Regions from separate parts of the Homo sapiens genome. Here regions 2 and 3 are each linked to region 1. The links are chromatin loops, found by intact Hi-C in ENCODE. Cell type or tissue: heart left ventricle. All regions are shown on one strand. Links, peaks and the distances in the headings refer to the core of each region. The heading gives the core; the rest is flanking DNA. Region 1 has its middle 27 kb from the start of PABPC4-AS1. Region 2 overlaps MACF1 (microtubule actin crosslinking factor 1). Region 3 overlaps MACF1 (microtubule actin crosslinking factor 1).

Evidence for each region. A loop is a pair of places that touch in the nucleus more often than their neighbours do. Peaks named below come from ENCODE experiments on the same cell type or tissue, not always from the same donor. Only the 100,000 strongest peaks of a DNase experiment are listed, where the experiment ranks them.
Region 2: it touches region 1 in a loop (2.4-fold over the local background); 15 of 110 quality-filtered maps call a loop at or near these places.
Region 3: a loop joins it to region 1, with 2.2 times the contacts of the local background. A loop is called at or near these places in 5 of 110 quality-filtered maps.

Annotation. Positions count from the first base shown.
Region 1 is chr1:39,532,565-39,543,521 of GRCh38, reverse strand. It overlaps the pseudogene PPIEL. Among named protein-coding and RNA genes, the nearest start is that of PABPC4-AS1, 27 kb to the left of the region's middle. In heart left ventricle, for the core only: CTCF peaks have their summits at 3,925 and 4,136 (motif pointing right); a DNase peak (open chromatin) is centred at 4,178; H3K27ac peaks cover 363 bases.
Region 2 is chr1:39,269,669-39,280,625 of GRCh38, reverse strand. The region is part of intron 6 of MACF1 (microtubule actin crosslinking factor 1); the gene reads right to left. Among named protein-coding and RNA genes, the nearest start is that of MACF1, 70 kb to the right of the region's middle. In heart left ventricle, for the core only: no CTCF peak of the experiment used is centred there; no DNase peak of the experiment used is centred there.
Region 3 is chr1:39,329,317-39,340,273 of GRCh38, reverse strand. It overlaps MACF1 (microtubule actin crosslinking factor 1), which reads right to left. Exons shown (of 101, transcript NM_001394062.1): 37 at 3,621-9,071; 38 at 2,943-3,092. Among named protein-coding and RNA genes, the nearest start is that of MACF1, 130 kb to the right of the region's middle. In heart left ventricle, for the core only: no CTCF peak of the experiment used is centred there; no DNase peak of the experiment used is centred there.

The sequences.
Region 1 (10,957 bases), core at 3,181-5,680:
TGCCCTGCCAGAGGCAACATTCATTTCTTTTAACTATTTTAATTATTTGGGCTTTTATTGCTATGTCTCTGAAAAATATACTCATATTACTATTAGTAATCCCAGACTGGAGTACAATGGCATGATCTTGGCTCACTGCAACCTCCGCCTCCCGGGTTCAAGTGATTCTCCTGCTTCAGCCTCCCGAGTAGCTGGGATTACAGGCGCCCACCACCATGCCCAGCTGGTTTTTATATTTTTAGTAGAGACAGGGCTTCACCATGTTGGCCAGGCTGGTCTTGAACTCCTGACCTCAGGTGATCCACCCACCTCTGCCTCCCAAAGCGCTGAGATTACAGGTGTGAGCCACGGCGCCTGGCCTCCCTCCTCTGCTATCCATTTTAGATACCTCTCATCCTCACCTCAGCTGGTTCCTCTGCTAATCTAAATGGCTTATCAGGTGGGGTGACCTAGACCTTTGTCTGTGGGGATTTGAGCTCCTGGTCATTATATACCTTCTCAGGTCATCGCTGCCTAGCATAATTGGGTGGGGGAGTCCAAATGTTTATTCAGTTGTCCTAAGACCAGTTTATAGAAAGTCCATCTTTGACCCAGTGATTTAAGATGCCAAGCTTTATGAAATATTTAATTCCTTTATATATATATATATATATACACACGCACACACACACACACACACATATATATGCATATATACACACACATATACATACATACACATATATATACATTTTTGTATATGTGTGTGTGTGTGTGTGTGTATATATATATATATTTTTTTTTTTTTTGAGACGGAATTTCACTCTTGTTGCCCAGGCTGGAGTAAAATGGCATGATCTCAGCTTACTGCAACCTTTGCCTCCCGGGTTCAAGTGATTCTCCTGCTTCAGCCTCCCGAGTAGCTGGGATTACAGGCACATGCCACCATGCCGAGCTAATTTTCTGTATTTTTATTAGAGATAGGGTTTTACCACATTGGTCAGGCTGGTCTTGAACTCCTGACCTCAGGTGATCCACCCACCTCGGCCTCCCAAAGTGCTGGGATTACAGACCCGAGCCACCGCACCTGGCCTATGTATATATTTTAATAGAGATGAGGTCTTGCCGTGTTGCCCAGGCTGGTCTCCAACTCCTCTGCTCAGGCAATCCTCCTGCCTTGGCCTCCCCAAGTACTGAGATTACAGATGTGAGCCACCATGCCTAGCTGAAATACTGAATTTTCATACGTTTCTGGGTCTATTCGGGACTTTCTCTTCTTTTCACCTAGTCTGTTCTATCTATTTGTGTGCCACTTCCACACTTAAGCATTTAGTTTAAATAAAGGTACTATGTACTTTTTTAGATTTGGAGAGCTGGAGTTTGGGGGTGTGTGTGTATTTTATTTCAGAGACAGGGTCTCACTTTGTCACCTAGGAGTGTGCCACCATGCCTAGCTAGTTTCTGTATTTTTAGTAGAGATGGGGTTTTGCCATGTTGGCCAGGCTGGTCTCGAACTCCTGACCTCAGGTGATCCACCCACCTTGGCCTCCCAAAGTGCTGGGATTACAGGCATGAGCCACCGTGGCTGGGACCCAAATGATTATTTTTATTTTTGTAGAGATGGCATGTTACAGAGAGCTGGAGTTTTAATTATCTAGTTAGATATTCTTACCTCAGCACTTTTCTCTTTCTCAATCCCAGAGAATTTTCTCTACATGTGCACCCATTTAAAGGACTCGGCTTCAAGGGAAGCAGCTTCCACCGCATTATCCCCCAGTTCATTTGCCAGGGCAGTGATTTCACAAACCACGGTGGCACCAGGGGTAAGTCCATCTACAAGAAGAAATTTGATGATGAAAACTTTATCTTCAAACACACAGGACCAGGTAGGAACCACTCATCGTGTGGTGACAAGGGAGGCTGGGCGAGGGCAGCTGGCCGTGCAGGGTGGAAGGATGAGCCGTGGTTCTGGCTGAGAAACAGGGAATCTGGAGGAGACCCAGCTACCAGACACAGGAGAACCGTTCAGCCTTGCTAGGGTGGAGTTAGCTTTGGGCTTTGAAAAGCTTTTCTGTTTTTTATTTTGGGTTATTTCAGTTCCCATTTGTCTCCTTTCATTAAAAGAGGAAGAAGCATAGACGCCTGGGTCTGCTCCTACAGGGGTGTCTTGTTATTGTTTTTGTAACTTTTTATTTTATGTAATGTCAAGCTCACGGAAGAGTTACAAGAATAGTGCGATGAACCCCATACACCTTTGCTGGCATTTACTCAAGTTCACCAGTTGTTTATATTGGTGAACATCATTTCCTATTTATTCTCCTTCTGTGTATTTTTATAGACAGTGCGTATTTTTTTAGAGCCATTTGAAAGTAAGTTGGAGAGTTCATGTTCCTCTACCACTAAATACTTCAGCATGTATTTCATAAGAAACAGGGTATTTTTAATGTTACCAGGACATAGTTCTCAAAATCAGAAAACAAACACTGCTACAATACTATTCTCTCAACTGCAGTGCATATTCAGATTTCCTCATGTGACAGCACGTCATCCTTTTGGGGCTTTTCATGGTTGGCACGTGTCCTAGACTCATAGATGCGCTGCCCATCCACCCACACCACACTGCCCTGTTGCCTCACTCACATCTCACGCGCCGTCGCTGCATGCACTCTCCTTCCTCTTGCCAAGGATCCCGCTGCCTCTCTCGTGCTCCTTCTTACGTAGTGCAGAACTCTGTGTGCTAGAGAAAAGCACAGCCCTGAGCTATCTGGTCCCTCTTGAGTTGAGGAGCTCAGGTCTTAAGGGCACCTTGAGCAATGCCCAGTGGTCCTCCCAGATTGCTGGAGGTACTTGTCATCCATCGTCTGACTGGAAAACACGCCTTTTCTTCACTCCTCAGCCCTCCAGCATTGCTTCATACACTCTCCCTCTCAGCTGATGGTGTCGCTTATTTATAGAAACAATCAGAAGAGAACTATTTAGTCTTCCTGCAGCCAGATCTACTCCCCTGCCTGCATCATTCTCTCCTGCCTGGCCTGCTTGCCTTCCTGTGACAATGGTGGCCTCCCTCTTCTCCTACCTTTTGCCCCATGGTGTCTTCCCTCAGTCTCTTCCCTTGTCTCTTCCTCCTCCTAGTCTCTAAATTTTTGGAGGGACCCAGTGCTCACCATGGCTTTTCTGTATCTGTATTCACTCTTTACCTCAATAGTTCTCACCCTTTTACCCTAGCACCTGCCTCTTACAGCTCATGCTCTAGTGTGCTGAGATGGAAGTCACAGCTCTGCACCCTTCCAGTGAATGCCTAATTAAAAACACGGTATTGGCTGGGTGCAGTGGCTCACGCCTATAATCCCAGCACTTTGGGAGGCCGAGGTGGGAGGATTGCTTGAGCCCAGGAGTTTGAGACCAGCCTGGGCAACATGGCAAGACCCCATCTCTACAAAAAATACAAAAACCAGCCAGGCATCTTGGTGAACACCTATAGTCCCAGCTTCTCAGGAGGCTGAGGTAGGAGGATGGCTTGAGCTGGGGAGGCAGAGGTTGCAATGAGCCAAGATTGCACCATTTGGACTCCAGCCTGGGTGACAGAGTGAGACTCTGTCTCAAACGAAAAACCCCACAGTATTATTTCATAGTTGTAATATAAAGGGAAATTAAAGGAAAACAATTTGTAATAACATAATATGCATTTCAGTATTCAAATGCTTGGAAGCAACTACATGTATGAAGTACTTGAACATGTGTACTTCTGCCTAGAGCTGCACTTAGTAGTGTGGACTGATTCAGGTGTGTTGTTTTGGCAGAATCAAAGTAACATGATGTTTTGAAATAGTAAAAATCTCTTGGTAAAATTCTGAGCAAAAAGAAATGAAAAGTGACAGGATGGGTTGATTTCTGGAAAAATTTGATACAAAAAAATAATTCTTTGGATTTATATGGAACATGGAGTTAGGGTGTAGGCTCAGATCATTATAAATAGATTTTTCTTATCTACATGAATGTTATTCAGGGCTTTTGAAAGTCCAGGATTTAGAGTAACTCTCCATTACGTAGGAGACTGCAGGACATCTAGAGTCCCTCCCTGATCCCTTCCTTCCAATGCCAGTAGCACCGTATTACTGACCACCAAAAATAGACTGCAGTTTCTGGTAGCCCCTAGGGGGCAGTATGATACCACTGAGAACCCATGCCCTGGGCAATCACGCCGCCCAGTCCCAGGACTTTCAGTGAAATCACCGAGTTAAGCTTGTCCACATGGGTCACCATGCTGATGGCTCCCTGAGCTCCAGACTCCTGTCCAACCACCTACCTTTCACCTTTGCTGGATATCCCACGAGCATCTCACACTTCACATGTCCAAAATGTGGCCTTGGCCTTCTCCCCCACACCCTTCCTCCCCCTTTTCCCTGTTTCAGTAAATGACTCCACCATCCACTTAGCTGCTTGGTCAGAAACTTAGGCGTCATCATGGACTCCTGCATCACCTGCAGGCCACATCTATCTGACTTCAGGTCATCTCCTGGCCCAGCTACTCTTCACCCTTCCCCCACGACCACCAAGTCCTGTTTCCAGCCTGGCTTCTTCACCCTCATAGTCTGATCTTCACTTGGCAGTCAGAGTGATTGTTTTTAATCATAAATCTGATCACATCATCCTCCTGCTGACCCATCCTGCGCTGTGCGTGGGGACGCTGTCCTACAGGGTTAACCCACCTTGGGTCCTGGCACCTCTCTGTGCCCCTAGGATGTGCTGCCCCTCGCCCTCTGCATCCATAGGCAGTCTCGCTGTTCCTCAGACATGCTGAGCTCACTCCTGCCTCAGGGCCTTTGCACATGCCCTTTTCTCTCATGGAATGTTCTTCCTCCACTGTCCAGATGGTTCACACCCACTTCCTTCAGATGCCACCCATGTGTCCCCTTGGCTGAGAGGCCTACCCTGACCTCTCCCTAAAACAGGCTTTCCTGCCACCTCACTCTTCTTTTTAATCAGCTTCAGTTTTCTTCTTACGCTTATTACCTGAAATTGTGTTATACATTTATTATTTTACTTATTTATTTTCTGTCTCCCTTTCTCCCATGTCAGCCTCGTGAGGGCAGGACTTAGGCTTTCTTGTTCACCATTGTATTCTGGAACGGTGTCTGGCACACAGCAAGCATGCAATAAATATTTGAATATTTATTTTAAAAAGCTATTGGTTGTGCGTGGTGGCTCATGCCTATTATCCCAGCACTTTGGGAGGCCGAGGCCGGCAGATCACCTGAGGTCAGGAGTTAGAAACCAGCCTGGCCAACATGGTGAAACTCCGTCCCTACTAAAAATACAAAAAAATTAGCCAGGCGTGGTGGCGGGTGCCTGTAGTCTCAGCTACTTGGGAGGCTGAGGCAGGAGAATTACTTGAACCCAGGAGGCAGAGGTTACAGTGAGCCAAGATCACGCCACTGCACTCCAGCCTGGGCGACAGAGCAATACTCCGTCTCAAAAAAAAAGCTATTGACAGGCTGCTTTTTTATGTGCCAGGCTCCCTGATTGACTCTGGGAATCGAGTGGAATGGGGCCAGGTGCGGTGGTTCGTGCCTGTAATCCCAGCACTTTAGGCTTAGGCAGGCAGATTGCTTGAGCCCTGGAGTTTGACACCAGCCTGGGCAACATGGCAAAACCCTGTCTCTACAAAAATTACAAAATTAGCTGGGCATGGTGGTGTGTGCCTGGTCACAGCTACTCGAGAGGCTGAGGTGGGAGAATCGCTTGAGCCTGGGAGGTTGAGGCTGCAGTGAGCTATGATTGGGCCACAGCACTCCAGCCTGGATGACAGAGTGAGATCATGTCTCAAAAAACAAACAAAAAGAGTAGAATAGGACATGGTCCTCATATGAAGGGCGTACCCAGTCTAGAGGCCCAGCCATGAAGAGGGGGGTTTCTTATTGCCACAACGAGATGTAGCTCCTTATCCTACGCCCCCTAGTCCCCTGGCAAACCCAGGCTTTTTATTTGTTTGTTTTGTTGTTGTTGAGGCAGAGTCTTGCTCTGTCTCCCAAGCTGGAGTGCTGTGACATGATCTTGGCTCACTTGCAGCCTCAACCTCCTGGGCTCAAGCAATCCTCCTGCCTCAGCCTCCCAAGTAGCTGGGACTTATAGATACATGCCACCACACCTGGCTAGTTTTAAATTTTTTGTAGAGATGGGATTTTTCTCTGTTGCCCAGGCTGGTCTTGTATTCCTGGACTCAAGTGATCCTCCTGCCTTGGCCTGCCAAAGTGCTGGGATTACAGGCGTGAGCCACGGTGCCTGGCCCCAGGCCTTTTAGACTGAACTCAGACATCACCTCCTTCAGAAAGCCTTCATGATGAGTGTTTGTGTGAGTATCTGTTTCTCTTTTTCACAAACACTTAGGTGACTCTAGTGCTCCCATTCTATGCACAAATGTCTCTGTCACTGGGCTTTGCCATTTTGTAGTGTAATTATCTTTTTTTTTTAACGGCTTTAGTAGGATATTATTTACATACCATCCAGTTTGCCCACTTAAAGTACACATTTTAATGGTTTTTAATGTATTCACAGAGTTGTGCAACCATCACCACAAATAATTTTAGAACATTTTATCCCCCAAAAGGAAACTTCATACCCTTTAGCAGTTGCTACTTATCCTGTTGGTCCCCTGCCCTGGGAAACCCGAATTTACTTTCTGTCTTTATGGATTTTCCCATTCTAGGCATTTAATATAAGTGGAATCATACAATATGTAGGCTTTTGTGAGTGTCTTCTTTCACTTAGCATAATGTTTTCAAGGTTCATCCATGTTGTAGCATGTATCAGTACATCATTCCTTTTTTTTCTTTTTGTTTTGGTTTTTGGTTTTTTTTTTTTTTTTTTTTTTTGAGATGGAGTCTCACTTTGTCACCCAGGCTGGATTGCAGTGGTGCAGTCTCGGCTCACTGCAAGCTCCGCCTCCTGGGTTCACACCATTCTCCTGCCTCAGCCTCCCAGCTGGGACCACAGGCACCCGCCACCACGCCTGGCTAATTTTTTGTATTTTTAGTAGAGATGGGGTTTCACCGTGTTAGCCAGGATGGTCTCGATCTCCTGACCTCGTGATCTGCCCACCTTGGCCTCCCAAAATGTTGGGATTACAGGCGTGAGCCACCGCCTCCGGCCCCATCATTCCTTTTTATTGCCAATTAATACCCACTGTCTGCACCCCACATTTGTTTATCCATTCATAAGTTGATAGATTGTTTCTACTTTTTGGCTATTACAAATAATGCCACTGTGAACATTCACATACAAATTTTTGTGTAGACATATGTTTTCATTTCTCTTAGATGTAGCCATAGAATTGGAAATGCTGGGTTATATAACTATTTATTTATTTTTTTTTGAGACAGAATTTCACTCTAGAGTGCAGTGGCACAATCTCGGCTCACTGCAACCTCCACCTCCCTGGTTCAAGAGATTCTCCTGCCTCAGCCTCCCCTAGCTAGGATTACAGGCATGCACCTCCATACTCGGCTAATTTTTGTATTTTTAGTAGAGACGGAGCTTTGCCATGATGGCCAGCTGGTCTCGAATTCCTGGCCTCAAGTGATCTGCACAAAGTGCTGAGATTACAGGCATGAGCCACCGTGTCTGGCTGATAACTATTTTTAATGTTTTGAGAAACGACCAGACTGTTTGAAGTGGCTGTACCATTTTGCATTCTTTTTTTTTTTTTGAGATGGAGTCTCACTCTGTTGCCCAGGCTGGAGTGCAGTGGCGCAATCTCAGCCCACTGCAAGCTCCGCCTCCCGGGTTCACGCCATTCTCCTGCCTCAGCCTCCCGAGTAGCTGGGACTACAGGCGCCTACCACCACGCCTGGCTAATTTTTTTGTATTTTTAGTAGAGACATGGTTTCACCGTGTTAGCCAGGATGGTCTTGATCTCCTGACCTTGTGATCCGCCCGCCTTGGCCTCCCAACGTGCTGGGATTACAGGCATGAGCCACTGCCCCATTTTGCATTCTTAACGGCAGTGTATGATGTTTCTGATGCCTCTATACCCTCACCAACACTTGTGATTATCCTTCTTTTTTTATTAGACCTATCCTAGTGATGTGAAGTGGTATCTCATTGTGGTTTTGATTGGCATTTCCGTGCTAGTTAATGATGTTGAGCATCTTTTCATGTGTTTATTGGCCTTCTCTATATCTTCTTTGGAAAAATGTCTCTTCAGACCCTTTACCAATTTTTAATTGGATTATTTGTCTTTCTATTGTTGAGTAAGAATTCTTTTGTTTTTTGTTTTTTGAGACAGGTTCTCACTCTGTCACCCAGCCTGGAGTGCAGTGATGTGATCACAGCTCACTGCAGCCTTGACCCTCTGGGCCCAAGTGATCCACCTGTCTCAGCCTTTCAAGTAGCTGGGACTACAGGTGCATGCCACCAGGCCCAGCTAATTTTATTTTTTGTAGAGACAGGGTCTCCCTGTGTTGCCCAGGCTTGCCTCAAGTGATCCGCCTGCCTTCACTTCTCAAAGTGCTGGGATTATAGGCATGAGTCACCACACCTGACCAAATATAGTCAAGAGTCCTTCTTTTTTTATTTTTGTAGTGACGGGGTCTTGCTCTGTTGACCAGACTGGAGTGCAGTGGCACAGTCACAGCTTGCTGTGGCCTCAAATTCCTGGGCTCAAGTGATCCCTCTGTCTCAGACTCCTAAGTAGCTGGAACTACAGGCATGCACCACAATGCCTGGCTAATTTTTTCTTATTTTTTGTAGAGATGGGGCTCTCACTTCGTTCCCCAGGCTGGTCCCAAACTCCTAGCCTCAAGTGATCCACCCGCCTCAGCCTCCCAAAGTACTGGGATTACAGGCGTGAGCCACTGCGCCCGGCCTTTTCTTTCATTCTATAGGTTGTCTTTTCACTTTTTTGATGGCGTCGTTTGAAGCACAAAATATTTTAATTTTGATAAAGTCTAATTTATCTTTTTTTGTCACTTGTACTTTTGGTGTAGTGATTATGAAGATTTACTCCTACACTTTCTATTAAGTATTTTATGGTTTTCTCTCTTACACTGAAGTCTTTACTCCATTTGAAGTTAATTTTTGTGTATAGTGTGAGGAAAGTGGTCCAGCGTTACTCTTTTACATGTGGATTTTCAGTCGTCCTAGCACCATTTGTTGAAAAGGCTAGTTTTTTTCCTGTTTAATTGTCTTGGTATCCTTGGTGAATATAGTTGACCATAAATGTAAGGGTTTCTTCTGGATTCTAAATTATATTTTGTTGATCTGTATGTCTGTTATTAGGCCATTACTACTGTGTCTTAAATTCCATAGCTTTGTAGTAAATTTTTAATTCTGGAAATGCGAGTCCTCCAACTTTGTTTTTCCTTTCAAGATTGTTTTGGTTATCCTGAGTCTCTTACATTTCTTAAGAATTTTGGGATAAGCTTATCAACTCGTATGAAAAAAGCCAGCTAGGATTTTAATACAGATTGCACTGAATGTGAAGAATTTAGGAGTATCATCATCTTAACAATATTAAGTCTTCTGATCCATGAACACAGGATATCTTTTCATTTGTTTAGGTCTTCTTCAGTGTTTTTCAGTAATGTTCTTTGGTTTTCTTTTTTTTTTTTTTTTAATTGGGATGGGGTCTTGCTATGTTATCTAGGCTGGTCTCGAACTCCAGGGCTCAAGCAATCCTGCCACCTTGTCCTCCCAAAATGCTGGGATTATAGATGTAAGCCACCATGCCTAGCGAGTCAGAATTCTTTAAATATTTTAGATACAGGTCTCTTATCAGATGTATAATTTGCAAATAGTTTCTCTCATTCTTTTTTTTTTTTTTTTAGACAGGGTCTCACTGTATTGCCCAGGCTGGAGTGCAGTGGTGCAATCACAGCTCACCACAGTCTTGGAACTCCTGTACCCAAGTGGTCCTTATGTTTCAGCTTTACAACTAGTTGGAACTATAGGCACACACCACCACACCTGGCTAATTTTAAAAAATATTTTTGTAGACAGCTGTGACTGCACCATTGCACTCCAGCCTGGACAACAGAGCAAGACTCTTCTAAAAAAAATACACACACATATATATATAGCAATTATATTTCTTTTCTTATTTTTGAGACAGAGTCTTGCTATGTCGCCCAGGCTGGAGTGCAGTGGCAGCATCTCAGCTCACTGCAAGCTCCACCTCCCGGGTCCACGCCATTCTCCTGCCTCAGCCTCCTGAGTAGCTGGGACTACAGGCGCCCGCCACCACGCCGAGCTAATTTTTTGTATTTTTAGTAGAGATAGGGTTTCACCATGTTAGCCAGGATGGTCTCGATCTCCTGACCTTGTGATCTGCCCGCCTCGGCCTCCCAAAGTGTTGGGATTACGGGTGTGAGCCACCGTGCCTGGCCGTAGATATAGCAATTATATTTCTATACATCAGCAATGAACAACCTGAAAACAGAATAAAAAGAAAAACAATTATACTTACAATAGCATAAAAAAGAATAAAATATTTAGGAATAAGTTTAAAAGATGTATACAGCTTATACTTTGAAAACCACAAAACAGGCCAGGCATGGTGGTTCACACTCATAATCCCAGCACGTTGGGAGACTGAAGTGGGAAAATCACTTGAGTCCAGGAGTCTGAGACCAGCCCGAGTCAACATAATGAGACCTCATCTCTACAAAAATATATATAATCAATTGTATATTGATTTTGTATTCTGCAACATTGCTAAACTTGTTTAATAGTTCTTTTTTTTTTCTTTTTTTGAGATGGAGTCTCACTCTGTCGCCCAGGCTGGAGTGCGGTGGCACGATCTCAGCTCACTGCAACCTCCACCTCCCAGGTTCACGCCATTTTCCTGCCTCAGCCTCCTGAGTAGCTGGGACTACAGGCGCCCGCCACCACGCCTGGCTAATTTTTTGTATTTTTAGTAGAGATGGGGTTTCACCGTGTTAGCCAGGATGGTCTCAATTTCCTGACCTTGTGATCCGCGCAC
Region 2 (10,957 bases), core at 4,477-6,976, 260 kb after region 1:
AGCCTGGGCGACAGAGTGAGACTCTGTCTCAAAAACATAAAAATAAATAAATAAATAAATGTTATTTTGCATTATGGACTATTATTTCATATATTTAATCTTATCTCCCCTAGACTGCACGTTTCCTGAGGGGGGCTGGCACCACATCTTAACAACCAGAGCAATATAAAACTGAACAGCAAACCCTATGTGGGAGAGCTCCTCGCCACTGGACGTGTCAAGCAGAAACTAAGATGCTGTGAACGAAATAACTTCCAAATCTGAGAATCATTGATCACAGTCCTTTGGTGCATTGCCCATTGCACTTAGTGTTGTGCTGGTTGTATGGTGGGACCTTAACATGTTTTAATTAATAATAACTTGGTTTATGAATGAAATAATAAAAATAAAATGAAATAATAAAAATAAGCAAATAAAAGTATTTTGGGGGCTGGGCACAGTGGCTCACACCTATAATCCCAACATTTTGGGAGGCCGAGGCAGGTGGATCACCTGAGGTCAGGAGTTCGAGACCACTCCCGCCTAGGTGACAGAGCGGGACTCTGTCTCAAAAAAAAAAAGTATTCTGGCATAAAGCCCACCTAGAATCTGTAGACAGGTTACTTAGCTAATTCAAAGCACTGTGTAAAGTAAACAAGTTTATATTTGTCTCCTCTGGAGTGGGACTATGAATGACTTTAGTTTTTCTTCCTACTCTTCTTTTTTTCAGACTTCGAGTAATGACCACACTTTATTTTTATAATAAAAAGTATAAAAACAATCCTTGTTAACAAGGAAAAATGTTAAGCCTTTCATTCAGACAGATATGTGTTTGAAAGAAGGCATTTACTAGAAATGTGACCTCAGGCAAACCATGTAAGCCTCCTGGCCCAATTTTCCCCATATTTAAAATAGGATAATAACTTTCTCAAAGGATCATTATAAGGATTAAATAAGATGATGTAGATAGTGCCGAGGGTACATGTATTCCCTTCCCATAATAATAAGACAGCATACCCAACACAATTTTTGGTCTGGGTGTTGGGGCAGAGAAAACACCGGCATGTCAATAGAACATCCTGTCTCTTAGTCGTCTCTATCAGGTGCAGTACCATGAAAGTAGTAGCTTCCCTTGTGATCAATACAAGGGAGAAGTCAATAATAAGTCATCTCCAAGTGTCTGAATTTACAAACTCATAATAGATGAGATTAAATATCAGATGATATTTTAAAATTGGAAAAAAAAAAGGGCCAGGAACTTTAACACTATATTTAGAATAAAAGAAAGCTGCAGGCTACTAAATATTACTAAGATGTCTGAAGAAAGACCGTGAGAATAGAAGAGTATGGGAAGCTTGCATTGAGTACAGAAAAGGGAAGCCAGGAAGTACTGCCTCCATGCCTGTGAAGGTGAAACTGTACCCTACCCAGCAGATTCAAGGGACATAGGATCTTATGCCCTTGACAGGTACATTTCTACAGAAGAAATCAGACTATTCTACTTTGATGATGCCAGCTAATAAGCCCATCCTACAAATCATTCCTCTACTCACCACCTCTCTGCTCTGACTGCATGTTCACCTGACAACCTTCAGATTATTATTTGCTTCCCATATAGATATTCTAAAGCAACAAAAGCAGTAAGTGGCCAATTCAAATTCTTGAATCACTTGGCAGTTAAAATTTATTTTGTAAATTAATAAATTCACATAGACCAATCTCAAGCAAATGTGATCAGTGTGAGTCAGTTTACTAAAACTATTAATCAACTCCAGATCTACCTGGGGCTGGGGGAGGGGCGGTAGTGGGGAGAGAAGCTATGGAGCTGCAGAGCCAAGGACACAATAATGGATCACGGCTCTTCCTATAAACAGCTTCTTCCTAGTACCAATTCTATTTCAGTTCCCCTTAACATTTCTAGCTACCTATTTCACTGGCTAAATGCAACATTGATATATCCCACTGCCTTCACTGTAGCTGCTTCACGTACATATTAAAGTAAAACATTATTGGGAACAGGAAATAGATTTGTTGATGTAAAACAAGACAGAACTTGAATAAGCAAAACAAAATCTGAGTATTTGGGTTCTTCACCCAAAAATGAAATTCCAGTTAGTTAATTGATATTGTATGTTCATTACAGCCATAATCTTTCTAATAACATCTCTCATTTCTTAGTATTTCTGTATATTGCACTAAAACTACTTCAATGAACAGCTTTACTTCAGATTTTAAACATAGTTGTAATGAGATAGATGTTTGGATCCCTAAGGGAAAGAAAAATAAAATACCTGTTTGGATTAGGGCCATTACCTAGACTGGAAACTGGATGAGAAAAATGGGATTATCATCACAACCATCTCAGTAATTAAATTTGGCTTTCATCAATCTCTTTCTGTATACTCACACATGATATGTGTGCACAGTACTGTGCTCTGGGCTATGCAGAAGCTTTTACCTTAATCTCCCAAATGCAGAAATCCAGCTTTAGTTTCAGAGATCTTTCTCCCTCATCTGGGCTTTTTAAGGAGGAAGCCATTTGGAGAGGGAGAACAGCCTCAACAGTATGCCTGAGAATATGCAAATTCCACTTGAATTTCCTTTCATCTCACACTTCCCAAAGCTTGGTTAATTGCTTCTCTGAAGTATTCCCAGAAGCTGAATGTTTTCCTAATAATTCAATAAGTATTGACTGAACAACATCTTAGCACTATGACTGGCACCATGGAGAAGAACAAGAAAAGACACACCACTTACTTATACTGTTAATATTTTTTGAGCAACCATTATATTCTAGGAGCTGTGCTTAAATTCTTGATATCTCAAAATAAAAAAACACAGCCTCAGGCCTCAAGTTCAAGCAATTTAATCAGGGAGACAATTTACTATACAAAGAGATCAATGTTGTGACAGAGGTAAGCAAGTAATCCAAACTAGCAATGCCAGAGGATTGCTCAGCAACAACAACATCTGTGCTGAGTTTTAATAAGTAGAAGTTGGCCAGGTAAAAAGGTGGAAAACAAAAAAAGAAGACATGCTTGGCCTGCAAGAACTTAGTTGAGACATGCCATAACTAACATATGATTATCCCAAATATTTTCCCAGATAACAACAGATGTATGAAGGTAAAACAGGAATACAGGAAGGGAAGCTCTGTAGTCCTCCTGAATACCCAAACTTTTAGAAATTTATTTACACATATACACATATTTAAAATTAAGCAGTATATTTAAGCATTTAGTATTAATGTATTTTCTGCCTTTGTAATTTCAAAAAACTGTATTATTCAAACTTCACATGCATCTTTAACATCAATGTTTTTTCCTTCAATAAAGCTATCTTTTTAGTGAATTTTCTAGAAAATACTGTCTACTTTTCTAAGATTTTAAAGTTAATAACAGCACTTTTCTGAATCTACATTGTCTCTGGGTATTTCATTTCAAACCACAAGAGTCCAGTTACATAACACTGGATTAGGGTTTTTTTTTTTTTTCATTCATTCTGCTGTGTTTATTTGTGATCCCCATAATGTATGTGTATGTTTCATATGCAATGTGAGTGATTCAAAAAAAAATTTTAATGTTAAGGCTTGTATACAATTACTTTCAACACTTCAAATTAGGAGATTATATTCCCAGGAACAATAACTAAAACTTTCTTAGATTTTTCATTCCTCTTTTTTGTTTAATCAATTATGTCAGTTGATCTCTACAAAAAAATGATAGTGATTGAACTAGCAGATGGTGACATAGATTTATTCACCCTTTTTCATGAACTGACTATAAGCTCCCTGGAAGCCTAATAACAAGAAATGCTTTATAAGAAGTAAAATATAAAGAGAATATCTCTTTTCTGAAGGTTAATTTCTGGACGAAAAAAATCTCATATCTATGGTAGGTCACATGAAATAGTTAAACAAATTTATAGCCAAAAACGACCAATAATTATAGTAATATCCAATACAGAATCTCAGCAGAATGGAAAATTACTGTGGGCTGGAGGATTTCTAGAAGTACCATATAAACTCATCCTTGAAGGGTGTTACAGAACAGGTGAAAGCCAAGGAAGAAAGGAATTCCACGTAGAAAGTGGATGTAAACAAACTGAGATAAGGTGAAACAGAAATAGTAGTTAAGGGACTGATCTGTTAAAATGAGAAGGTTTAAATTGGGAACCGATAGAAAAGATAAGATAGATTACAAAGGAACTGGTAATCTATCTTATCTTTATCCCAGCTGAGGAGTTTCGACTTGGTATCTTATCTTATCCCAGCTGAGGAGTTTGGACTTGGTAAGTCTCTCAGTGGATGAGACGAGTTGTTCTGAGCAAGTAAGTACTTGATTATTATGTCCTCAAGTTTCTAGCTGACCTCATCACCCACTAAAGATAAAGCATCAGACCTTGAAAACTTTCAAGAAGCAAATGAGGGCTGGGTGCAGTGGCTCACTCCTGTAATCCCACCACTTTGGGAGGCATAGGCAAGAGGATCACTTGAGCCCAGGAGTTCAAGACGAGCCTGGGAAACACTGTGAGAAATTGTCTCTACAAAAAATTTAAAAATTAGCTGGGTGTGGTGGTACTCCCCTGTAGTGCCAGCTACTTGGCAAGTTGAGGCACGAGGATCGTTTAAGCCCAAGATGTCAAGGTTGCAGTGAGCTATGATTGCACCACTGCTCTCCAGCCAGGTGTCAGAGCAAGATTCTTTCTCAAAAAAAAAAAAAGAAGAAGAAGAAGCAGATGAAGGCACAATGCAGTGGTTCTACAAATGCCCAGCTAGAGGGATCTAATGGCAGCTATGTTGGTGAGGAACAGAGATAAAGAAGGTGTTTATTACCAATATTAGAGTTAGGTAAAAGGGAGTGCTCCTTTCAGTATTCACATTCAGAGTCCTGGAGGTCTCACTAGGGAATATAATTAGAATGGAAACCCTAGGTAATAGAACATGGGCATTTTTCAACTCTACAAAATATTGTCAAACTACTTTCTAAAGAACAGTAGCAAATTATACTTCCACTTAAGTGCTATGAAGAGGTTTTCCCATCACTCTTCATCCTCGCCTACACTTGGTATTTTCAGAATTTTTACCTTCTGCCAATCTGATGGGTATAAAATGGTATCTTAGCTAGGCATGGTGGTGTGCTTGCAGTCCCAGCTACAAGCTTGAGTCCAGGAGTTTATGGCTACTGTGCGCTATGATGGTACCTGTGAATCGCCACTGCTCTCTAGCCTGGGCAACATAGCTGAGACCTCATCTCTTTAAAAAAAATTACAGGCGCAGTGGCTCACACCGTAATTCCAGCACTTTGGGAGGCAGAGGCGGGCGGGTCACGAAGTCAAGAGATCAAGACCATCCTGGCTAACACAGTGAAACCCCGTCTCTACTAAAAATACAAAAACAAAATTAACCGGGCATGGCGGCGGGCGCCTGTAGTCCCAGCTACTCGGGAGGCTGAGGCGGGAGAATGGCGTGAACCTGGGAGATGGAACTTGCAGCGAGCCGAGATCGCGCCACTGCACTCCAGCCTGGGCGACAGAGCGAGACTCTGTCTCAAAAAAAAAAAAAAAAAGTATCTTATTGTTGTTTGATCTGTATATCCTTATTAGTAAAAAGGAGTCTTCTTATGTATATGAGGCATTTGGATTTCCTTTTTTTGTGAATTGCTTATTCCTGGGCTTTCCCCTATTTTTCTACAAGGGTGTTTGTCTTTTTCTTATTCATTTTCTTGTTCTTTTAAGTAATAATATTAACTAGCATTTATTGTGATTACTTGTATTAATTCATATTATTCTCACAACAACCCTACCAAGCATATGCTATTCTTATCTTCCATTTACAAATAAGGAAATTGTAGCACAGAGAAGTTTAGTAACCTGTTCCAAGTTATACTGCTAGTAAGTTGCAGAATTGGGATTCAAACCTAGCCAATCTGGCTCCATGCTCTTAATCACTTTATCTATAGGATAGTAACCCCTTTTCAGTAGTCATCCATGGAGAATTGGTTCTAGGACCTCCCTCAGATACCAAAATCCGCAGATACTGAAATCCACAAATGCTCAAGTCCCAGATACAAAATGAGGTAGTATTCACATACAACCTGTGTACATCCTCCCAGCTACTTTAAATAATCTCTAGATTACTTATAATTCCTAATACAATGTAAATGTTAGTAAATAGTTGTTATCTTGTTTAGGGAATAATGAAGTCTGTACATGTTCATTACAGATGCAATGTTTTTCTTCAGAATATTTTCCATCCGTTATGGGTTGAATCCCCAGACGCAGAACCCACAATGCAGAGAGCCAACTGTATATGTATTATATCATAATTTTACCAGTATTATTACATTTTTATTTTTATACAACTTATTTTGCCTAACTTTCCATTTTATTTTTATACAATTTTATTTTTTAATTTCATTTTATTTTTATACAATTTTTTTCTTAATTTTCTATTTGAAATGGAAATTTTCAAATATATACAAAAGGAGACAGAATAGTATAATAAGTCCCTATGTACCTATTACCCAGTTTCAACCATTATCAACTCATAGCTAATCTTGTTTCATCTACATCCCACCCACTTCACCCTTCCCCTATTATGATAAAGTAAATCTCCTGTTTTTCTCTAAAAACATTTCAGTATGTATCTGTAAAAGGCCTTTTTTAAAACATAACCACAACACTATTGTTACACCTAAAAAATAATGATTCTTTAGTAACATTTTTAATTAAGTAAAATTTTTTTAAAAAGAAACAAGGCTGGGCGCGGTGGCTCACGCCTGTAATCCCAGCACTTTGGGAAGCCGAGGCGGGCGGATTACGAGGTCAGGAGATCGAGACCATCCTGGCTAACACGGTGAAACCCTGTCTCTATTAAAAATACAAAAAATTAGCCGGGCATGGTGGCAGGCGCCTGTAGTCCCAGCTACTCTGAGGCAGGAGAATGGCGTGAACCCGGGAGGCAGAGGTTCAGTGAGCTGAGGTAGGGCCACCGCATTCCAGCCTGGGTGACAGAGCAAGACTCCGTCTCAAAAAAAAAGAAAAAGAAACAAAATCCTTTCTTAAAGTTCTAAACTATAACTTTACCTTCTGCATTCCCCCAATAGTGTCATCTGGTTAATTTTGCTTTCTTCTTTCAGTACAAAGCCAGTATTAGTAAAACAACTCTCCCTATAATTAAAAAGGAAAACTGGGAGAGGGATACTTGTAAACTGAAAAGGCTGAGCCCAGAAGATAATACACCAACCAACCTCTTTCTTATCATTTCTAGGCCCCAGTGTTATCTGACTATTCACCTAAAATTGTAGAGACTCGAAGGGTTGTGGCAAGAACACTGGTATATAGCTGGGCGTGGTGGGGGCGGGCGCCTGTAATCCCAGTTACTCGGGAGGCTGAGGCAGGCGAATAGCTGGAACCCGGGAGGCAGAGGCTGCAGTGAGCCGAGATCGCACCACTGCACTGCAGCCTCGGTGACAGAGCCAGACTCCGTGTCAAAAAAAAAAAAAAAAAAAAAAATTGGTATAGAGGTAAATGCTTCATTAAATGGGATTCGCTAACAAGGTGGGCAGGAGCTTGGCAGCAGAAGTCAAGATGGGGAGGAGGAAGGGATTTTCAAAAATGTTCCTTGTTGAAATAAGCCAGGTATTAGTAGTATGGATATTGAAAGCAGCTGGGAATAGGGAGTCCTGAGAGAAGAAATGGGCCAGAGAAGAAGGCCTTTGTCTGACATCAAAGAGCGATTGCTATTAGCCTGTTCCCATCCAGCTCCAAATCCTAGTCTACTTGTCATTCTGAAAACATATTTGTCAGCTGACCCTTGTCATCTTGCTTCTGTGTTAACTATTTCTTGACAAAAGAAGTATTAACTGTACTAGGTGAATAGAAAAGCAGATCATGTATATTCTACTATCTAAACCCTACACTAGCAAGAAGCACAATCAGTTCCCATTTCTCTCCATCCTAAAAAGCAACAAAACCCATGGTGAAGTTTATGTCTATCCATAGCCTGGTCTCACTCTCATCAACAAGCCCTGGACTAATCAACAGAGGAGACAGTCTGGCTGGAACTCAAATTATTTTCTGAGGATAGTTACTACTCTGACATATTAAAAACAAAACCACCACCAAAAAAGCAAGCAAAAAACAACTCAATTGGACTGCCAGCTGTCTCCTGTTTAGACAGGAGTTGGTGTGTGAACAGCAGCAGCTGCTCTTCTGACCCTTGCCCTCCCAGCTTTCCCACTTTAGCAGAGATGCTCTTGCCCTGCCTATCGGTTTCAGTATGCGTTGCCCTCTCTGTTTCTCTGGCTGCTACTGTCCTCAAGCCTGTGAACAGCCTGTTAGGGAGGGGAGCAGCTCCCTGAAGACAGTTCCTTCAGGGACCAGTGAGAGTTGCAGCCTCTTGGCCTTAAGGACTTTCATTCTGAAGGAATGTCACACTTATCTTGATAAGTTACTTCTTATCTGTCATATAGGATGGTGAGTCTGTGGTCCCTGTATCACATGATGGACACAAAACCTGGAAATATGCCAGGTGTCTGAGCTGAGACTCGGTCACTTAGTTTTTCAGCCTTGGCTATACATAAGTAGTATGACTGTGTCTGCAGTGAAAAGGTAGAAGGAATAGATGCAGAGGTTGGCTACCCAGAAAATGCCACACACCAATTTGAATCATACTGAACAGCAAAGGAATCATACTGTTGCCAATATGGTCACACTACAGATCATGGTCCAAAGGTTTCTCCTAACAATCTTTTCTTTAAGACTCCTCACAGACTCATGCAGAACATTCCCTTGCCAGTGTGGAGATCCAGCCCATACAAAGGTGCCATTGCTATCTATGGTCTATTATCTAGGATTGATTTTACTAGGAGTTCCTAAAACTTTATATGCCAAATTTCTGAAAATCTCACACTCAGTTACAAGCATGTGTCCTATAATGTTATGATGACTACACAATTTCAATTTTAATGCCAGTTGTACAACAATCAGTTCCACAGCTGGTTTTACCCCCAACTACTCTATCTGTTCCAACTTTTACAAGATAAAAGTTGACTTTGACATTCTTTTTTATCTGATGAAACCCAAATACTTGTTGATATGGTTTCAATCTGTGTCCCTACCAAATCTCATGTTGAATTGTAATCCCTAATACTGGAAGTGGGACCTGGTGGGAGACGACTGGATCATGAATCATGAAAGTGGATTTCTCATGAATGGTTTAGCACCATCCCCTTGGTGCTGTTCTCGTGAGGGTAGGTGGGTTTTCATGAGATTCGGTCATTTAAAAGTGTGTGGCACATCCCACCCACAACCTCTCGTTCCTGCTGTAGCCAAGTGACATGCCTACTGCTCCTCTGCCTTCCACCAAGATTGTAAGTTTCCTCAGGCCTCTTCAGAAGCTGAGCAGATGCCAGCATCATGCTTTCTGTACAGCCTGCAGAACTGTATACCAATTAAACCTCTTTACTTTGTAAATTACCCAGTCTCAGGTATTTATTTATAGCAATGCAAGAATAGCTTAATACATTCATGCGCCCCATATCCCAGTAGTTTCACTGCCTTCCTTCCTACCATAACACAACTATCACACTCCCCACCACACATATCCATGTTTATATGAGGCCCAAGAAACCTCTTGCCCATCCATAAAATAGATATTTTTTCAATGGCCACTTTTTCTTCAACCTGTTGGGAGTCTCCAAACTCTAATAACAGAGGGCACTAAGATGGGGCTGTCTGTGGGGAAAATGTATCCCCAAAGAGGAAATTCTAGGCACAGATTGCTCAGAATTTGTATCTATCCTCAGCCTTATGCTGCTAGTGATAGGCAGGGCACCAGTAGGTAGACCATATCCCTGCTCTGCAAACATCAGGGCCCCTGTACAGTATCAGTGGCCCCCATCTAGGCAAGGAAAGTGCCCTACCTCATTTTATAAATTTTGCACTTTGAAGTCCTAATGTTTTTATTTCTTCTGCTGCAGAGGCCAACATCCCAGTAAAAGTTCTTTAGCCATTGGTGAATTATAACTTCAATCACCCACACAATCACACACCTACATGCCAGATGCTGTGCTACCCATGGTCTTGCTGAGTCCTTATCTCAGTGTTCACATCTCTGAATTCTCACTTGCTCCTTGACCTTTAAAACATTCACAGAAACTGCCATTACCACCACCACCAGCAGCACCATCCATGCCTCAATATATTCCTCAAAACAAAATCATGTTAAAGCCCTAAATACATCCAGTCACAAAACAAACTTTTCTAGCCTTAAACCTTCAAATTGCCCTAACCTCCCTCTCTCTCTCTCAACTAATCCCCAGATAACTCTGTCCCTCTCCTCTAATCCTGGAATTAGGAACCAAAGAAGGATGAGCCCTCTCCACCTATACAAATACTGAATGAGTGCTGCCGTCAGAAATTTCCCAACAGGGATGGGATTGCATCAGCTCTAGTAAGAATATCACTCTCCTGTGAGGAAGAGCAAGTACACTGACAACAGCTGCCTGACCCCTTCCACATTTATTCCAGAGATTCATTCCAGAGATTCAGTTAGGCCCTTCCCCATCGTCTCTTGTGCTACATTACAACTTCTCGTAGCAGGGAAGCTGGTAAACAGACCTGCCTGAGAGTAAGTACTATCTAGCATTGCACCTTGAGAGATCATCCCACCAGATAGCTTGAGCAATTACGCCACTTGGCTACTCAGAATCAGGGATTCCCCAGAGACAAGTCTTGGTTTCAAGCATCAAGGGGCAGACCTGAAATAGATTCTGCTTGCTGAGCTCCAGCAGATACTAACCCACATGGGGGTAAGTTTGAGAGGCACCAACATCCTCACTGCTCACCACACTCAGCTTTAATATGTTTGAGGGCCAAGAATCCAAACAGCAGTTTGATTATCTCTTGAACATGCCCACCTACCTCTTCCAGACCCCATGATGGGGTGTGGCTTGCCTCCAGAGAAAGAGTGCCA
Region 3 (10,957 bases), core at 4,081-6,580, 200 kb after region 1:
AAAAAAATGTGAATGGTGTCCAAGGTCACCCAGCTGGTAAGCAGTACAGCCAGGACTTGGATTCAGGTTTTCTCACTCAGTGCAGTGTGCTCCCTCCACTGTAACTTGCTGCCTCTCTGAGAGTGTCATTATGCCTTTCCCCAAGGAGCAGCTGTGCAGAATTAATGTGCTACAAAATAAACCGAACGGATGACTCTTCCACTCTAAATTCCAGGGTCATGGAACCAAAGAATACAAAGCTAACCCCAACCAGCTTTTCCACTCATCTAGTCTGTAATATTCTGGTCCTCAACAGATAAGCCGGAAATAAGCTGTGGAAGAACTTGACATAGTTCTTTGGGGCATCATCCTCAGCCCCGGTTCAGCCACCCTACCCAAGGCCACACACTAGATATTGAGAGAACCAGTAAACCACTACAATCTGTCTTCATGGTGACTCCAATCCTATGACAACTCTTAACCTCCAATTTCAGTGAAATAGCCACTCTTCCTCCCTCTCAAGGCTGTCTTTCTACGTTTTTAGGGGACTGGTTCTATCAGTTATCACTTCCTCTCTCTTCTAACTTCAAGTTCTCCCTTTTAATTGGTTCTTTCTCCTCAGTCCAAAACCCATTCAAAACATTCCTTTCAATCCATCTCCTTCAAGTAGTGTCCCACCTCATTCCTTGCCTGTACCTAAGACTTCTGGAAAGAAGGATCTATATTAATTGTCTCTACTTTCCAACCTCCCATTTCTTCCAGCTGCAAGTTAGTTTATATCCCGTCACTCCACTGAAACTGTTCAAAGTCACCAATAACTTTCAGGAGCTGAATCTCCCCTTCAGTCCTCATTGTACTCAATCTCCCTGTGGCAGTTACTAGGGCTGACTCCTCCTCCTTTGGTTTCTGTGAGACGAGTGTTTCCAGGTCTTCTTCAGAGATCTCCAGTTAGACTTTTTCAATCTATTTTTGTTGTTGTTGTTTCTTTGTTGGTCCTTTAAATGGCAGTGCTTTTGAATATATTTTTCTTTCTTTTTTTTAAGACAGGGTCTCACTCCGTCTCCCAGACTGGAGTGCAGTGATGCATTCATAGCTCAATACAACCTCAAACTCCTGGGCTCAGGCAAATCCTCCTGCCTCAGCTTCCTGAGTGGCTGGGACTAGGGTGTATACCACCAGGCTTGGCTAATTTCTTACTGTGTTGCCCAGGATGATCTCAAACTCCTGGGCTCAAGCAATCCTCTTGTCTTGGCCTACCAAAGTGCTGGGATTATAGGCATGAGCCACTGTGACTGGCCCTCAGTATGTTTTTTTTCCTAAATAGTCTGTATTTTGTCCAAGTTTCTTTTTCTTTGTTTTAGCCTCTCCTTTTGTATCAGAAGCTTTCTGGATGCTGAAGTGGAGTGTAATGCCCTAAAAAGCTGACTATAAACTCTGCTGGCTGTAGTCTTCACTGAGGGTGATGGAGCTGGGCCATACAGTTGGGAAACCACTTATATCAGTACCATTAGGTCTTCCCCCTTGGGCTGGTCAAACCATAGCGGGAGCAAGGATATAGCTCAAAATTCAGTATGTATGTGAACTTCCAGTTAATCCTACTGATTTCTGTATGGAATATTTACCTTCAATAAATGGCTGCTCTCCCTAGTCAAGAGATACTTTGAATTACTTTCCTCAGAGAATGAACATCCAGCCTTTCGTTAGAGCACAGCACAAGCAGTTGCCAGGCTATGTGAAGTAAGTTGAAAATCTAAAGGTCTAATTGCTTCTTAAACAGACTTTAAACCAATTATAAGCCCGTTTGCATATCCATTTTCATCTCTTTCTGGTGCTCCCAATTTTTGAGGCTTTGGGGAGTTCTGTAGTATAAATCAGGTTGTTCCTTAGCTTCCTCCACTTTAAGTTGAGGATCTGGTTTACTCTAGCTTGCTAAGGTAGTTATCGCCTCATCCAGCTGCTTTCTAACTTCTAAAATTTTACTGCTGTTTTCTCCTCTCTTGCCCTTTTATGAATTTATGCACTAAAAAAAAAAAACAACCCAAAAAACCTTTTTCCTGATGTCTTAGTATAGTTTTAGGAAGTAAGAGAGATTAACTTACATATCTAATCTACTGTTTTAAGCCTCCAACATTTCTTGCTTGAATTACTGCAATAGTTTCCTAACCAATCACTCTGCCTTTGAACTTACCTAAATCAATCCAAAACCACGCAGATAACAATTGGTAGGGCCGGGCGTGGTGGCTCACACCTGTAATCCTAGCACTTTGGGAGGCCGAGGAGGGCAGATCACGAGGTCAGGAGATCAAGACCATCTTGGCTAACACGGTGAAACCCCGTCTCTACTAAATATACAAAAAATTAGCTGGGCGTGGCGGCAGGCGCCTGTAGTCCCAGCTACTCGGGAGGCTGAGGCAGGAGAATGGCGGAAACCCGGGAGGCAGAGCTTGCAGTGAGCCGAGATCACGCCACTGCACTCCAGCCTGGGCAACAGAGTGAGACTCCATCTCAAAAAAAAAACACACACACACAAAAAAACACAAAAAACAAACAAACAAGAAAAATTAGCCAGGCGTGGCGGCAGGTGCCTATAGTCGCAGCTATTCGGGAGGCTGAGGCAGGGGAATTGCTTGAACCCGGGAGGCGGAGGTTGCAGTGAGCCGAGATCACCGCTACTGCACTCCACCCTGGGTGACAGAGCAAGACTCTATCTCAAAAAAAAAAAAAAAAAAAAATGGTAGTAATTACATTGATAGCCAAATCCAAGGTCTGTTCAAGTTTATCCTGTATAAATTTTATCCGGTCTATCCAAATGTAGCCCATCCCATAATTATCTGACAAGGGTCTGAGATTGTTTACCCTAGAATAGAGTGCAAGCAGGTTCTAGTAAGTCTTGAAATCTTCAAGGAAGATGGAGGCAGCTATCTTGAAGCTGGTGTCTGTGGTGGAAGTCTCTGGGAACCTACCTTGGCCTGACACAGCAGATCCTGTAGTTCTGCCAGGTTTAGCTCCAAAGGTTGAATCTGTTTGGTCCTCATTTCAATGTTCCGTAACAGAGACAGATAGGATACTAGCTTTTCATCATGTTCTAAACAGAGTTGCCGGGTAAATACATTCTGTGGAGCCAAAAAGAAAGCTGACTCAGTTCTGACGTTCTCCTGTAAGTCAGCTTTAAAGCAGGCAGGGGTTTTTGTTAGACAAATAGAAGCAATTTTTACTGCACATAGAGTGGGATAAAATAAAACACTTTGTTTAAGTCATTTCAAATCAATAGACAAAGGTGATTTTACCAATTTCCTCAGAGAGCAGAAGCTCAGAGCTATCAATCTACAAGCATCATTTTACCAAAATTTCCAAAAGCTATTCTGATTTCAGGTAGCATCATCCTAGTATTTCTATTAGCTCGTTTCTATTTAAAACCCTTGCAGATTTCAGAAAGACATTCAGAGCCAATGCCTAATTTTCCAACAACTTTGCTACAAACAGATGATGATAAACTAAGTTATATCTTAGAGAATCATCTAGTGCCTTAAAATGTATAGAGGCATACAATTACACATATGTAAACTCTGTACCCAGTTAAGAATTTTAGCATTAAACTAATTGTATCTTTAGGAAGAAAAAAAAAAAAGCACACCACTGACCTGAGTTGCTCTGAAGGGCTCTGGGTTTACACCTCCATTTCCCTTTCCTTCAGGTGCAGTCATGAAGGGAGTTTGTTCACTGCCAGGGCTTTCTCTGAGCTTTTCCTGTGGTGTCTTCTCTGTCTTCACTGCAGAGCATACTGTTAGGGACACTGTCTTTTCTTCACTGGTCTCTAGAACAGTAGGACTAATGATGGCATTCTGTTGCCCTGTATTCTCTTTTTGAGACACTCCTTTGAACAGTTTCTCTGGAAGAAAGGATCCCAAGACTCTGGAACCTCTCTGAGTCACTATGTCCTCAATGGATCCTGCTTCTAGACCTGCAACATTAGGGTTTGCCATTTCTAGAAATTTCTCTCCAGTTAGTTCCTGTGTTGCTATTTCAGATTTGAGAGTTCCACAAAGTTTATCATCACTTTTGCTGCCCTGATGATGAAGGTCTTTTCTGTCTGAGAATTCTAGATACCTGACTTCTTTTGAATCTGGTCTAGAAACTGTGATTTCTTCCAATTTAAGACCTCTTGCTGGGTCAAAAGATACTTCTTGGTATGACTTTTCTTTACATTCATTAGATGAGGAAATTTGATGTTTGGTTTCCTTAGTTTTCGAAGTAACCCAGGAATCTTGATAGTTGGTCTCCTGTCTGGTGGTTCCTTGGAAAGACTTGTCTGTTTTGGAAATTTGGGATGGGCCTGTCACTTGGGCTTTTCCATCTGATTCCTGGTAGTGCAATCCTTCAGGTCTTGGGGTCATACAAGGGAATGGTTCACTCTGGGCCCCACAGGCAATTTCTCGAGATAAGTTTTCTTCTGGTTTTAAAGTCAAGCAGAGACTTAAATTGTTTACTTTTCCTTCATTGGCCTGTTTAGAGCTGAAGAGTGTTAAAGCATCTAAATGTTTTACAGAAATTCCTTGAGGTACCACTTGGGAAGAGGACTCTTCAATTTTAAAAGTAATAGAAAATCCCATTTCTGTATCAGCTTCTTTCCCTTTTTCACTTGAGGTCATTTCCCTAGGTTGGCTCTTTATATGGGAGTCATGCTCATCTCTAATGGCAGTTTCCTGATACAACTTTTCTTCAGAAAGAAATGCTGGTTTGCATGTTCTGATACTTTCTTCTACAATCACCTCCCTCTTCTCTCTCTTACTTTTCACCCGAGCATTCATTGGTTGCTGCAAAACCTGCTCACTCGGCAATTTGCCTGACGTTTCACAATATGTTTCTTGTACTTCCAAAATCACTTCCCCTTGATTTTCTCTTATTTCTTCAGAATCTAGACATGAGGTAGACTGCTTCATATGAGAAATAATTTCTATTTTTGTCACTGCTTTTTCCTGCTCTTCATTTGTATCATTTCCCATGTTATTTCTAGCCACTTCTTTAAGTTTAAAATCACATTCAGAGTAAGGGTGTGTCAATGACACTTGGCCCAAGGATTTACCTTTAAGATTATGAGGATTTATGATACTGATAAATTCTTTAGCATCTGAAGACATTCTTGGCTTACGTTGATCCTTGCACCCAAATTCCTTTAAGGAAATTTCCCTGCTCTTTTTTGCCTGCTCCCCATCAGAAACTCTCACTTTAACCTTTTCTTGTGCAGACTGATTTTCAACTTGAAATAATCTCTCACTCTCTTCTACTTTATTACAACTCATTTCAGCAGTCTGATTACAAGCAATTAACATATCCTTTCCTAGAAATTCATTTTGTAATGCACACACTTCAATCCCTTCTTGCTTTTCAATCTGAGCCCTGTGATCGCTGAACTCTGAACTATCTATTTGGATCATATTTGCCAGTTCAGGGCTGATCAGTCTTTTCTCAATAGCTTCTACTAAAGTCACTCTCTGATCACTAAATATGTCAACAATTCCTCCATTTAACACCTGATGAGATGCAATAATTCTGACCATGTTTTCATCCACCAGTTTCTCTTCCAAAGCTGATGCCAATGTCAGTCTTTTTCCAGTAGCAGTATCTATGATTCCACCAGTATTTGCCTGGGCTTCTAGAACCTTCAGCGTAGATGCAAAGTCTACTTTTCCAAGCTGAATTGCTTGAGACAATGTAAGCACTTTGTCGCTCACCCCATCTTTAATGTCTGAGAAGGGAATTACTTCTAGATATCTCTGTCCAGATTCAATATCAATCTTACATTTCTTGACTAATTCTGAGTAGGGGACAATTCTGCAGTTCTCGGGATCTACAATGCCATGCATCATTCCTGGAGACAATACTGCTTCATTAGTTAACAGTCCTTCTTTTTTAGCTTCTGCCAAGGTCAATCTCTGACCAGAAATGAGATCCACAAAGTTTCCAGTAAAGGCCTGAACCTCCTGGATTTCTCTTTTCAGGTCTGAGGTAATAAGATCTAATTTTATGGCTTTAGGGAGGGAAATATTTTCCTTCGTTTCAGGATTAAAAATCTGATGGATGTTTAAGTTCTCAACTCTTTTGAGTTTCTCGGCTAAATCTTCACCAATTAAGCCATGTCTGAAGGCATTATCAACAGAAAGTCTCATCCCAGATATATGGTGAATGATACCTCCATCTACCACTTGCTTAGTCAACAAACGAACGGCCTCCTCTCTCTCCAAAAGACCTCTGTCAATGGACTGCACAACTGTTAAAGGTGCTTTACTATCAGGGTCTATAAGTCCTGTTGTTTCCATTTGTAAACTAATTAATCTCTCCCTAACTGTTTTTTCAGCATCTCTACCTTTGGAAGCTTTCTCCAGATTTATAAGTTCTGGCTGGTCAGCAACGTCCACCAAGCCAAGAGTTGAGGCCAAAGTTACTGAAACTTTTTTGCCTCGTTTCAGATCAATAATTCCACCAGTCACCACCTGCCTCTCTAAAATTCTGGTGGCTGTTTCCTTGTCAAGAAGTCCAACTGTAACTGCATCCTTTACAGAGCACAGTGTCTGGGTACGGGGGTCTAAGACACCACTTATAGCTTTGTCTGCCATGAGGACATTATGTAATAATTTCTCATCCATCAGACCTTCATTAATGACTTCTTCAGTTGTCAAAGACTCACAAGTCTGAGAGTCAAAGAACCCCTGAAACATGTTCAGCTTCTCCATAAGCTTCACGGCAGTGTGACTTGGCACAATGCCTCGGGATATTGCTTCATTTAGTAAGAGCTTTTGACCTGTTTGTTCATGAAAGATACCACCATCTAGTAACTGTGCAGATAATACATTTAAGGTAGCTTCTTCAAGCAATTCTAATGGATGACTGCATGACAGAAAAATTTCCCTGCCACTATCTTCCTCATCGGTCTTTTCTGACATCATCATACTACCACCTGCGATGTTCTGTGCTTCTTGACTTTCTTTATGGTCATCCTTAGCCAGAAATGTTTTCTTTAACATTTCCTTTTTGTCCAGAGGATGAACATTCCCATCAGTTTCAGACTTTAGTTCTAACTTTATACCTAGAGTTTTCTTTACCTGAACTTGTAACTTTTTGCTTTGGGGTTTTATGTGAGATCCTCCAGTTTCATCATGAATATATTCAGTCTCAAGAGTGTGTGCTTGTTCATTCTGACATGTAAAGGAAGTGTTTCTTAGAGGTTGATGTTCTTTCTTTGGTGTTTCAACAGAAAAAACATCTTTGTCAACCACCAACGGCACACCTTCCGCCTCAGCAGGAGGTATGGTCAGGAGGTGTCCCCTGCTGGCATTTTCTCTGACAGACACTGCTGTTTGGTCTTCCCTTTGGGTACCTATCAACTGCCTTTGTACCTCTAATTTGACTTTATTTATTACCTTCAAAGCATCAATGTTTGGATTTCTCTCTTTTTGTTCTACAAACAGATCCTGTTCAGGGTTCTCTACAGAAGAATCTTCTGTTTCTACAGTGGTCTTTTTGCCTTTTTCTGTAGTGCAATCTTCCCGATCGGGATATTCTTTGTTCTGAGAAGAAAACTGGAACTCAGGCAGCCTCACAGTCCACCCACTGCTGAAAGTTCCTGAGATTTTCACATTAGCTGATTCTTGCAATCCCTCAGGAGTTTTTTGCCTTTGATGCCCAATTTCAACCACTTTTGGAGGACTTGTTTGATACTCATCTCTGGATGTTAGTGTCTCCATCAGCTCTTTATCTAACAGAAGCAGCCTCTGTCCATTTTGCACATTAATATAGCTGTGAGTCATCAGCTGGAACAACAGATTCTCACTCTGGCTTGCTGTGGCCTTAGGGTGGCTCTTGCTGCACGGTAGAACTGCTGCTCCAGGATTAATATTTTGTTCTGCAGAGTCTGCTAGTTGCATGTGGGGCATCACATCAGGTATACAAATCGATTTTAAGTTATTGGCAAGATCTCTATCCAGGATACCACTTTCTATTGCTTTCTTCCAGGACAAAATCTCTGTGGTTGCTGGTAGAAACAGAGCCTTAATATGCTGTCGGTTACTAAGGATTTTATGTGCTAGTTCAGTAGACACAATACCTTGTTCTAGGGCATCTGTAATTGGGAGGATCTCTCCAGATTCAGGCCACAGCAACCCCATGAATGACCAGAGGGACTCCAGAATCACAAGGGCGATCTTAGCAGCTACTAGATCATTGCTCACTGCTTCATCTATTGTTAGCCTTTGCCCCGTGACAGTGTCTATGATGCCTCCTGTCTGAAGCTGCCTTATGAGGATAGCACAGGCCATATCTTGGTCAATCAGATTATGTCTTACAGCCTCTTCCACTGTAAGTCTGTGTCCTGTTCTTGGATCTACTATGCCACCAGCAAAAAGCTGAGCTTCCAGCAACCGGACAGTGACCTGCCTATCTATTAGCCCTTCCTGAACTGCACGGAAAATGCTAACCTTCCGGCCTGATTTCAAGCTCACCATCCCCCCTGCCAATTGTTTGACAGGCAGTAATTTGAATCCTGATTCCTGGTGGACAATACATCGCTGCATCAGATCCAGCAAACCAATTTTCTCAGCTGTGTTAGGGTCTATCAAATTCTTGGATGTTCTAAGATAAGACTCTAATACTGAATGAAGCCATGCAGAAATGAGGCCTTGATGAAAAGCCTCTTCCAGGTTAATACAGTTCTCACTAGGGGAAAGACTGAAACCTCCAGTTGCCAGGTGAGCTTCTAAGATTTTCAGTCCAACTGTCTCACTGATTATTCTCTTTTCAATTGCTTCCACCACAGAAAGAGGGCCTCTGCTCTCAGTAAGCCTGCTTATTAAGGCCAGGGCATCCTGTAGCTCCCGGAGCTGCTGGTACATCTGGGGATTAATGAGGTTTCTGGCTATGCCCTCCTCCAAAGAGAGGTTTTCACCCGTCTCAGGGGCAATGAGGCCAGACATGATAACCTGAGATTCCAGAAGCACTAGGCCTGTGTCTTGGTCAAGGAGGCCCTTTTGCATGGCTTTGAAGATGGGAAATATCTCCACTGTGCCTAGGTCAATCACCCCAGCAACTGCTCTGCATTCCTAAAAAAAAAAAAAAAAAAAAAAAAAAAAGGAAAAGAGAAGAAAAAGAAAACTGAATCAGAGCCAATGGCAAAGCACAACTATTGAAAGGAGTCATTCAAAGAACTATAGTATACAGGCCAGGCACAGTGGCTCACGCCTATAATCTGCCCAAGGCAGGCAAATCATGAGGTCAGGAGTCTGAGACCAGCCTGACCAACATGGTGAAAAACCCGTCTCTACTAAAAATACAAAATATTAGCTGGGTGTGGTGCGCACCTGTAATCCCAGCTACTCAGGAGGCTGAAGCAGGAGAATGGCTTGAACCCGGGAGGTGGAGGTTGTAGTGAGCTGAGATTGCATCACTGCACTCCAGCCTGGGCAACAGAGCGAGACTCTGTCTCAAAAAAAAAAAAAAAAAGTACTACAGTATATAAAATTCTGACCACAAGGAAAACCCAGCATGGGATAAGCCCCAACATGTAGGAAATATTCTGAAGCAAGCCACCCGGTGTTAAGACTAAAAAAGAGTTTTTCTAAACTGCAGAATGTTTAATAGGTCAGAAGTTCCTAGATTACTTGAGAGATAGTGGCATTAAGCATATCTGAGTGACAAGCTCTACAGGGTGGTAAGCAGTGAAAATGATAGGATTTAATCTTATTTCTAAGACTAAATCATCATAAATGTTCTTAAAGACACGTAACAGTTCCCCCAAAGTGAGAATTCAACGCCATACAACAAGTTTTTGGTGTTGCAAACCACACAGAAGACTCTAGAAGTAGCAATTCCCTGCTGATGAGCACAGCAGGACTGGTCCATAGAATAAGAGAGATTTATGCAGCCCAGAAGCTCCAGAACAATTGTGCATCCCAGTAAACAGGCCTGTGTATACTACTCAAGCAACTATTTAGCAAGTGGGATACTCATATTCTTGGACAATGCTAGCTTCTCCCAAGGCAATGGCTCTAAATTAAGTTAGTTCTAGGTCTTGGAAGTAGCAAGTCAAGGAAGAAACAGATTGGGGACCCTTGCCTATGGAACCACTAGTAACTTTTCTTCTGATCCAGGCTAGAATGGGTAGTACAATAACCATGACTACAGCTATCACTTATTACTAGATCTACTGAACACTGACATTTAATTCTCACAGTAATCCTATGAAAACAATTGTTTGAATCTTTAGTTTGAAGAAATGAAAATGAGGCACAGAGTTTAGGTAACTTGTCCAAGGTCACAAAACTAGTGAGTTCCAGAAACAAATCAAGGTCTGATTCTAAATCTTGTTTGTCCTCCCAGAGTCAGACCCAGAAAACTGTAAAAGACAAGTACAGTAGAGTCACATCTTAACACAGGAGTTAGGTCCGAAGGTCAGTGAATAAGGCATATACGCTGTCAAAATTACCCTTGCAAATCCTAGAAACAGCTCCTAAAGAATTCTCATTTTTGAGATCTTTTATCACAGAATAATACATTCAGATTTTAAATTATTTAAGTGTTTAACCACTTACAACACTTCATCATTTTTATTACTCTCCAACTTTTCAGCTCTTCTTTTCATGTTCATTATTTTCATTTTCTGTATATAATTTTATCTGTCCCTCTTTGGTCAGTGCTACTTTCTGATTACTTATTTAACTCTCTATCTTATTGATAGAGGATCTTGTGGAAGCAATTTCCAATTATTTCCCTGCCTCCTAAATAATGGCATTTCATTTTATCTCAGTGAGTAAGTTCTGTAAGAGCTGATCCATTGTCCATGAAGGTCTAGGAACAGTAGCTGTCATTTAATAAATATGGGATGAATATGGATAAATAATAAGGAAACCCTTAAAATCATTAAGCCATTTCCCCTCAGGTGTTAGAAACACGCACTGAGGATTTCAAGCTTGATGAGGTGCATACAATA